Regions from separate parts of the Mus musculus genome. Here region 1 is linked to region 2. Evidence: chromatin loops called from intact Hi-C (ENCODE). Cell type or tissue: heart. All regions are shown on one strand. Region 1 overlaps Ankfy1 (ankyrin repeat and FYVE domain containing 1). Region 2 holds the start of Ggt6 (gamma-glutamyltransferase 6).

What was found. A loop is a pair of places that touch in the nucleus more often than their neighbours do. Peaks named below come from ENCODE experiments on the same cell type or tissue, not always from the same donor. Only the 100,000 strongest peaks of a DNase experiment are listed, where the experiment ranks them.
Region 1: it touches region 2 in a loop (4-fold over the local background); 3 of 42 quality-filtered maps call a loop at or near these places.

What each region holds. Positions count from the first base shown.
Region 1 is chr11:72,707,169-72,712,168 of GRCm38, forward strand. It overlaps Ankfy1 (ankyrin repeat and FYVE domain containing 1), which reads left to right. Exons shown (of 25, transcript NM_009671.5): 2 at 4,989-5,000. Among named protein-coding and RNA genes, the nearest start is that of Ankfy1, 20 kb to the left of the region's middle. In heart, CTCF peaks have their summits at 149 (motif pointing right) and 1,940 (motif pointing left); no DNase peak of the experiment used is centred here.
Region 2 is chr11:72,432,751-72,437,750 of GRCm38, forward strand. Ggt6 (gamma-glutamyltransferase 6) reads left to right here and starts at 2,776. Exons shown (of 4, transcript NM_027819.2): 1 at 2,776-3,014; 2 at 3,689-3,891; 3 at 3,969-4,082; 4 at 4,389-5,000. The coding sequence starts at 2,869. In heart, a CTCF peak has its summit at 2,344; DNase peaks (open chromatin) are centred at 2,381, 3,081 and 3,741; H3K27ac peaks cover 461 bases; H3K27me3 peaks cover 504 bases.

The DNA of each region.
Region 1 (5,000 bases), 270 kb after region 2:
ATTGAGGTATGAATATTTTAGTTTTTCTTAGAAAATTTGTCTAATAAATTCTTTGAATTTTCATCTAAATCTTAGAATTCTGATCTACAAAGAACCTGAAGGGATTTTTTTAAAAAGAGATTTATTTAATTATCATGTATACAGCATTCTGCCTGCATGTTTGCCTGCAGGCCAAAAGAGGGCATCAGATCCCGTTACAGATGGTTATGAGACATCATGTGGTTCCTGGAAGTTGTACTTAGGACATCTGGAAGAGCAGGCAGCACTCTTAACCTCTGAGCCATCTCTACAGCCCCTGAAGGGATTTTTATTGGTGTAGTATTGAATATAAGTCAATTCAGAGGGATCTAGCATTTTAATTATATTGGGCCTTCTACCCCATAAATGTTTTTTAGGTAGTTCTTGATATCTGTCATCAATGTTTTATTGTTTTCAGTGTGTACATATTGCACATTTTTGCTAGCCCTAAATCATTTATACATTGTGTGTGTGTGTAGCCGATTCTGTTACAAACAGTGGCCTTGAACTTTTAAGTGATGCTAGGTGCTAGGATCAAGGACTGTGCCATCATATTCGTTTATGGGATGCTGGGGATGGAATCCAGAGCTTGTATGCTAGGAAATTCTGTATCCTTTGAAGTACATCCCAGTTCCACAGTGCTATACTGTTGTGAATAGATGAGAATGTTTGTAAATGATAACTCTGTTTTCAGGTCTTATGTAAAATACGTAAGATGGAAATAGGAAGGGGGGTTGATTTAGGAAGATGTTAAGTTTGATTTGGGATTTTTCTGTTGTTGCTGAGTTCGTAGTACCAATGGGCTATGCTTCCATTAGGAGAGAATGACTAAGAAACCTGGGGTGTGACAGCACAGAAGAGGTTTTCCTGAGTGGGAAGAAGGGGATGAGCAGGTGACCTATGCTCACCTTGAGTAGTTTACAAGTTTGTGAGCAATCAGAAGAGCATGCTTACGGAAGAAAGTTAAGTTATGTGTCTGAATTTTGTAAAATTACATCTTTTAAAACTAGGTTATCAGATTAGGAGATGTAAGGAAAGAACCAGAAAAGAAGAGGACAGAAGTAAGAAGCCAGAAACAGTGTTGCTAATATAGAAAGAAAGTCTGACTCTACAGAGAGCTTAAATAAATTGTCAGGCTGTTGATTAGTGATTTTTATTATTGTGACCCAGTAGTGTGCCTAGAAGCCAAGTTTAAGATTAGGAAGATAATGGAGGAATCAGAGTTCTAAAGGGAGCTCCACTGGAGACCAGGTGAAGACAGGATGGATTAGTCAAGCTGGAGATCAACTGGAGAAAAGAGACATTTGCCCGGTGCTCTTCAAGAGCAGCACAAATGTGCTCTCCTTCTGAGCTGTCTTTCTAGACCTTAGCATCTTTATTTTAACTCAGTTCTGTAGGTGTATATGCATACCTCAATGCAAGTGTGGAGGTCAGAGGACAACTTTTACAAGTTGGTTCTAGTCTTTCACTGAGTCCTAGGCTGGGGCATCAGAATTATAGGACAAGCTCTTTTTTACACACTGGGCTATTTTGCAGGTTCTGAAAGCACTTTTTTTTTCTTAAACATTTTTTATTAAATCAAGACTGATAAACTGTTAGAAAGTAAGCTGTTAAACTGATGCCAAGGTCTAGAGAGAGAACTCAGAAGGAGAGCATGTCTGTGCTGCTCTTGAAGAGCACCAGGCAAATGTCTCTTCTCCAAGTAGCCTCCAGCTTGACTAATCCATCCTGTCACCTGGTCTCCAGGTGTTAAAAGTACACCTGCTAAAATGTCTGACCTTGGGGCTGGTGAGATGGCTAAGTGATTAAGAGCACTGACTGTTCTTTTAGAGGTCCTGAGTTCAATTCCCAGCAACCACATGGTGGCTTACAACCATCTGTAATGGGATCTGATGCCCTCTTCTGGTCTCCAGATGTATATGCAGTAGAGCACTCATATATTAAATAAATAAAAAAAACCAAAAACAAACAAGCACAAAACCCAACAAAACAATGCCTGGCCTCAGATTGGCTGGTGAAGAGCAGATGGGGGAAGCATGAGGGAGACTTGGGGAGACATGTATAGCACGGTCATTCAGATGAGATATACATCTTATTACTTAAATCTATGGGCTTATTTTGGTAAATTAGAGGGAAAGAAAGAAGAAGCTACTGCTAAAAATTAGCTACTTCTTTACCATAATAAATTTTATTAAATGAGCAATGTTGTAAGTCATGTATCCTTAGTGGCTGCAATCAGCAGAGACAGGGAGACATTTTGTGCTTAGGGACCTCCATCAGGAAAAGCCAGATCCTTTGACTGCCACAGAAAAGAATTCCAGGATCAGTTTGAGTGAAGCAAAAAAAAATGTAAGAGAAAAAAAAAGGTAAGAGAAGGTACATACTTTAGATTTAAGGGCGAGTGCAGAGGCGTGGGGGCCGGCGGGCCTCGGAAAGAGCAGACATATCCAGTACATAAGTGCAGGCTTCTCAACAGACTTGGGCTCAGGGACCTGCACAATGGTAGTATGTTTGGTTTGGTGGCTTTTTAAGTTACAATGCTTAAAGGATGCACTTTACAGCAAGATTTAAAGATTAAACAATGCTTAAAGTGAAGGGGCCAGGTGTGGTGGTGCATGCCTTTAATCTCAGCACTCAGGAGGCAGAGACAGGAGGATCTCTGTGAGTTGGAGACCAGCTTGGTCTACATGGGAATTCCAGGATTGCCAGGTGGCATATACCTTTAGTACTAGCACTCTGGGGCAGAGGCCAGCCTGGTCTACATACAGAATCTTACTTGAGCCAGGTAGTGATATGGTGAAAGCCTGCCCCCTCCCTCCTTTTAAAAAGTAAATAAAGGTTACATTTTAAGGAAGGATATATAAGCTTGTTTACTTATTTATCTTAAAGAATTTTCTTTATTAAATGAAATTGTAAGGTGGTTTTATGAGTATTTTTTTGGGAGTTGGGGATAAGCAAAGCATTCATAGCACTAAACCCAAGGTCAGAAACATTCTGACCCCAAGTAAGCAGTATAGGATGGTTTTAGCATTCTTGTTGCAGTGTCTTGACAAGAAGTGTCTCTGTAGGCAAGTTTGGTTTTAACTTCTTGTGTAAACTAGGTTCCAGGGTAAATTTTCCTTTCTGTTGTGCTGTGGCTGTACTGTGACATAGGCTGTACCTCCCATGCTACTGTTGAGTTGTCTGCCCTTTCTTAGCTCTTCAAAGTCAGTGATCTGAGTCTAACTCAATGTGCTTAGGGTAAATTTAAGTCCAGTTTGCTGTTTTTTGGTTTGTTTGTTTTTTGTTTTTTGTTTTTTTTTCCAAAACCAGGTTTATTCTAAGTATTGTTTCCTTCTCCAGGTGGTATTGGTACACACCTTTAATCCCAGCACTTGGGAGGCAGAAGCAGGTGGATCTCTTGAGTTTGAGGCCAGCCTGGTTTATAGAGCAAGTTCCAGAACTGCCAGGGCTACACAAAGAAACCCTATCTTAGAAAACCAAAACCAAACCACACCAAAACAAAACAAAGAGGAAAAGAAAAGAAAATGCTTAGGGGCTGGAGACATGGCTCAGCAGTTAAGAGCGCTTGCTACTCTTGATTCCAGCATCCACAAAGTGCTTGCATCTGTCTTTATCTCCAGTACTAGGTGATCACCTTTGTGGGCACCAAGCATACACACATGCAGGCAGATCACTCATACACATACAAAATGATAACATGTTTTATAAAGATAAATGTTTGATTTCAGTATTTGTGGGACAAATAACTATAGAATTAGAAAAAATGTTACTGTTGTCATCTTACAAGTGCTTTTCATGTTTATTTTCCTGGGAATATTGATTTATACCTGAGACTGGGTGGGCATCCAGTTCTTTATGTCAGACATTTATTGAATGTGCATCCTCTAGAAGAGGAGAAAAAAATGGCCACATATATACATATTGTGTGTATATGTATGAAGGTCATAGTATATTAGCATTTAAACATATGTTTTAAAATACTTTTTTAATTATGAAAGCAGGACTATTTGTTATAAAATAATGAACAGAGTACAAAAAACCTACTTCCTTTTCAGCAAGACTTAGTATTTGGTAGTTGATTGCCTTTTATTCTGCATGTATGTGAATATTTACATTAAATTAGAATCATAAAGTGTTTAGTTTTACATCCTGCTTATTTCCTTTCTTGTGTGTGTGTGTGTGTGTGTGTGTGTGTTAGTATGTGTTCATATACATGTCTGAGTCCATGCCACAAGTGAGAGTAGAGGTCAGAGGACAACCTAAGAGAGTTGGTTCTCTCCTTCTACCACGTGGGTCCTAGGGATCAAACTCAAGTTGTCAGGCTCAGCAGCAAATGCCATTATCCATTAAGCCATCTCACTGGGCCCCCCTTAAAAAAAAAAATTATGTATCTGTAGTTGTACAAATGGTAGTGAGCCATCATGTGGTTGCTGGGAATTGAACTCAGGACCTCTGCTTGCTCCAGCCCAAAGATTTATTTATTATATATAAGTACACTGTTGCTGTCTTCAGACACACCAGAATAGGGCATTAGATCTCATTATGGACGGTTGTGAGCCATCATGTGGTTGCTAGGATTTGAACTCAGGACCTTCGGAAGAGCAGTCAGTGCTCTTAATCACTGAGCCACCGCTCCAGCCCGCCTCTTTTTTTTTTTTAATTGCGTTTTTATTATTTACTTGGTGTGTGTATGTGTGTTTGTGTGTGTGTAGGTATACGCATGTCACAATGTGTGTGTTGAAGGTCAGAGGACAGCTTAAAGGAGTTAAGTTCTTTCCTGTCCTGTCGGTCCTAGAGATTGAGCTCAAGTCCTCAGGCTTGGCAGTGGGTGCTTTTTATTTGCTGAGCTATCTTACCAGCCCACAAAGTCTCATTTGATTCTTTCAGATTATGCAGAAACAGACCAGGGAGTGCTGAGTGTGGTTTGTTTGCCCCCGCCATGTAAACATTCTTTGTTTCCCTTGCAGAGGAGGTGGCCA
Region 2 (5,000 bases):
CTGGTCTACAAAGTGAGTTCCAGGACAGCCAGGGCTATACAGAGAAACCCTGTCTCGAACCCCCCCCCCCAAAAAAACCCCAAACAAAAACAAAACAAAACAAAAACATTCAAATCCTTCTAGTTTTGAAATGAAGTCGTGCACATCTGTAATCCTAGCACTGAAGTTGAGGCAGGAGGATCTCAAGCTAGAGAACAGGCTGGGCTACATAAAAAAGACTGTCTAAAAAAAAAAAAAACCGGTTCATACATACATAATTAGTGGTATAATACATGGTTGTTACCTACAGTTATCCTGCTGTGCGGTCGCACACTTGAGCTTTTAGACCCGTTTTAGCTATAAACACATCACCTACTGACCAGCTATTCTATTCTAGTCTCAACTTCTATGAGATATGGCCAATGTTAGTGTAGAAAACGAGGTTTTCATAAAACACAAAGTACATGCAGAAAAGCATACATAGATGTGCCACTTGATTTGTGTTCACAGTGGGCACACCCATGAGACCAACACCCTCATTAACAGATGTCAGCTGGGAGCCCACCAAGCTGACAACCAGGATGAAAGATTTTTCCAAGGTGAAAATGTGACACGTCAGAAGCTGTCAGGGTCAGCACCCAGAGCCAGCGCATGCCTATGATCCCAGCACTCAGAAGCAGAGAGGCAGGTGGGTCTGAGTTCGAGACTGGCATGTTCTACAGAGTGAGTTTCAGGATAGACAGGGCTACTACAGAGAAACTCTGTCTCAAAAAAACCAAAACAGGAAGAAAGAAATCACTGTAACAAATATGTCTGTCTAATAGGAAAGTCCAGGCCCCCTTCTCTAAAGGACCTGCTTTCATATGACATTTTGATATTAACTTTTCATTTGTCACTCACATCTTTTTTTTTAAGATTTATTTCTTTTATGTATATGAGTACATTGTAGCTGTCTTCAGACACACCCACCAGAAGAGGGCATCAGATCTCATTACGGATGGTTGTGAGCCACCATGCGGTTGCTGGGATTTGAACTCAGGACCTTCGGAACAGCAGTCAGTGCTCTTAACCACTGAGCCATCTCTTCAGCCCTGTCACTCACATCTTGATATTAAACTTTTAATTGAGCCAGGGATGGTGATGCTTGCCTATGATCCCAGCACTGAGGTGCTGAGGGTAGGAGAATTAGAAGTTCAAGGCCATATTCCTCCCTCAGCTACGTGAGGAGTCTGCGGGCAGCCTGGGCTACATAAAACCCTGTCTCAAAACAAACAAGCAAAGGGCCATTGAGATGGCTCAGTGGATAGGGATGCTCACTGTCAAGCCTGACCATGCTTGGTCCCCTGGATCCAGATGGTAGGAGAAAACCAACTGCCACAAGCTGTCCTCTGATTTCCACATGCATGCTATGACACTCATGTGCCACACACCACACATACAAACACACACACAAGAAAGAAATGTAATAAAAAAAAAATAAAGGCAGGCATAGTGGCACACACCTTTAATCCCAGGACTCAGAAGACAAAGGCAGACAGATTTCTGAGTTTAAGGCCAATGATTTAGTATACATAGTGAGACCTTGTCCCAAACAAACAAAACTCAAAAAGATCTTTTAGTTTTATTAATAAATATGAGTGGTACTTTAAAAAAAAAAAAAGACAGCTAAGTGTGGTGTCCCGTGCCTTTAATCCCAGCACTTGGGAGGTAGAGGCAGGCAGATTTCTGAGTTCAAGGACAGCCTGGTCTACAAAGTGAGTTCCAGGACAGCCAGGGCTATACAGAGAAACCCTGTCTCGAAGAAAGACAGACAGACAGACAGAAAGAAAGAGAGAGAGAGAGAGAGAGAGAGAGAGAGAGAGAAAGAAAGAAAGAAAGAAAGAAAGAGAGAAAGAGAGAGAGAAAGAAAACAAAAGACAAAAGGAAGGAAGGAAAAAGAAAAGTAGGAGAGAAAGGTAAACAAGACTTCTCTGGCTTCTTCCCAGATGCCCTGACTGTTCCGCACTCCAGCTGCGTTCTGACTCTAAACGTTAACCGGTCTTACCTTGTTCTGAGCCTTGCTTAAGACACACAATGTGTGCCCTTTCCTACCTGGCCTCTTTCACTCCCCATGTTCCCTCTGATTCATGTACAATATTACACATAATTGTCTCTTGTTCATTCTTTCTGCTGCAGATACCCCAGTGCCTGAATAATGGCTTGCACGGTTTTTCCTGACAATGGTGTTAGCATAGTTTCCAATGTGGGACTGTTGCAAATAGCACTGCTTTGCCCAGGAACAGGTCCTTGATGTGAATGCCAGGAAGAAGGTTGGAACCGTGTTTTCCAGACTGTTTCCCCACAGAGGTCTCTGACTCCGCCTTCTGGACAAAAGCCACATGACACATCCAGGGATGGCCCTCACCCCCCAAGCTGTTCGCCAGATTTCATAGTAGCCCAAGATTGGACCATGACCCTCCTTGGAAGCCACACCCCCTGACAATATAACCTGGTTGGTGGTGCTAAGCCACACCTAGGCTACCCTTTGTAACCATAGCTCTAATTCATGTCCACGATTCCTAGAGACCTGAGTAGCTTTGGGATCTCAAAGGTAAAGAGAGACTCCACTCACCCCACCTCTTAGTCTATAGCTATAGTGTTGGGCTCCTCCTAGACCTGTATAAATTGTGACTCTGTATGGCAGCTGCTCGGGGAACCTTTATAAGAGCCCCGAGTCCTAACGAGGCAGGCTCATAGCAGCCTTCCCAGCCCCGCCCTGCCCAGACCTGTTCTCTGTTTCACCACCTCCATTCCCCAAGGCCACCCAGCACCAGCCACAACCTGCTTGCTTGCCTCTCTGGCAGTGTCAACTGTCAGGGCTCTCGGCAAAGATCTGGGGTAGCACGGGCCATGGATGCCACCACAGGACCTGTGCACTATCACAAGCTACAACTCTGGGAGCCTGGCGTGGAGTCAGAGGAGGAGGAGGAGGAGGAAGAGGAAGAGATAGCAGAGCCACTGGTCCTCTCCCTAAGGAGACTCCAAAATACCCCCCGGTGAGTCAGCAAGGGCCTGGGGACCTCCATAACTCAGGCTGGACGGCTGGCAAGGTCCTCTCTCTGGAATCCCTAAGCTGGGTCAGGCAATCTCACACTTGGCTGAGCATCAGGGACTTTCTAGATGAGTTTGGGGGGAGGGGAGCTCTAGGCTGCAGATCCAACTTGGGACTGAGCCAGTCAGTCAGAGGAAGGTCTGTGTATCTTAAGAGAAGACATCTTAGACATCTGTATCAAGCTGGACCCAGTACTGCCCCAGCTCTCCCAGCCTCACCCCAGCTCCATGCCATAGCACCTGCTGGACGGGTTGGGACTGGGCTACACCTGGATGAACCCTGCTCCTCAACCACCTCTCCCCATGTGCCAAGCCCCTTCCAGGTCTCCCTCTGACTGACTGGCCACCCCTGCCTCCTCCAGCTCTTCTGTTAGACACTCTCTCCAAGCCAGCCTCAGTTTCTCCAACTTTTTCCTACCTCTGTGTCTTTGCCAATGCAGTGCCCTGGGCTCTCTCTCTCTCTCTCTCTCTCTCTCTCTCTCTCTCTCTTCTCTCTCTCTCTCTCTCCAATTTATACTCTTGCAAAATCAAACCTTTGGGGGAAACATTCCTTGGGTCTTCTTGGGGTTCCTGGGTGCTCCTTTACCCCATCCCTGGCTCAGGACTCCCCTTTCTGCAGGAACGAGGTTGGTGGGTTGCCAGGAGCCTGGGCCCGCCTGCTGGCAGGCTTGTTGCTGCTGGCTGTTAGCAGCTCTCTGGCTCTGAGGCAGCTGCACAGTAGGGACAGCCCAAGAGGAAACTTGGGCTCTGTGGCCCCTCCAGCCAGCAGACACTCCCATCGCCCTGGTGTGTACCACCACAGCGCCATTATCAGCCCGGCAGGTCAGTGTTTGGGAAGGGGCTAGGGGTCAGTGGTTCAGGGCACCTCCCCATCACACACAGACCTTTCCTTACTGCAGCCACATGTTCCCAACTGGGCCAAGAGTTGCTTGTCGCTGGGGGCAATGTCGTGGATGCTGGAGTTGGAGCAGCTTTGTGTCTGGCGGTGGTACATCCTCATGCAACAGGCTTAGGTCAGTGTAATCTGTGGGCCCTGAACCTCAGAGCTTCTAACCTGGGGCCTAGTTAGTGACCTGGAACTCATTAGGGCAGTCAGTGGCCATTACCTCAAGACTAGCTAGTGAGCAGGACATGGGATCTGAGCACCAGGCCTAGTCTTGAGTAACCTTTGACCCTGGTCAGCAACTCCTGATTTCAGGCTTAGTCAGTGACCTCTATTGCAAGCAAGACAGTGATTCTCTACCTGGGACCACTGGAGGATCTTGACCCCAATTCTGGCCAGTGCCTCTGATCCCCATGTGACCTCTGTCTCCCAACAGGTGCCACATTCTGGGGTCTCTTCTACAATAGCTCTTCAGGAAACTCAACTGCCCTGACAGCAGGCCCAACCCAACTCCTGGCCCCCGGCCTGGGGCTGCCCACGGGTCTGCCTGCTCTGCATTTGCTTCATGCCCACTTCGGCCGCCTGCCCTGGCCACACCTGCTGACCAAGCCTGCCATGCTGGCTGAAAAGGGCTTTGAGGTAGATGCACCCCTGGCAAACGCACTAGCCATCCAGGGCACAAAGGGGCTCTGTCCATTGTTCTGCCATACCAATGGAACCCCACTGGGCCTTGGGGCTCGGGCCACCAACCCCAACCTGGCAGCTGTATTACGCAGCGCAGCCCTGGCCTCCAGCCCAGATCTCGCTGGGAAGGCCTTGCTGAACCCGCTGGTCAGAGACCTGGGGTTAGAGTTACCTTCTGCTCAGCCCGTGCCTTCCTTAGAGCCTGCGCTGCAGCTTCTTCTGCCTCGGGGGGTCCTGTTCACGACTCCTGGCCCCTCAGCAGGTCCAGAACTTGTGGAACTGCTGGAGTCTACTCTTCACTCCAGGACACCCAGCTCTGCTCCCTGCCCACCATTCCTGCAAACTGCTGAAACCCCAGTGAGCA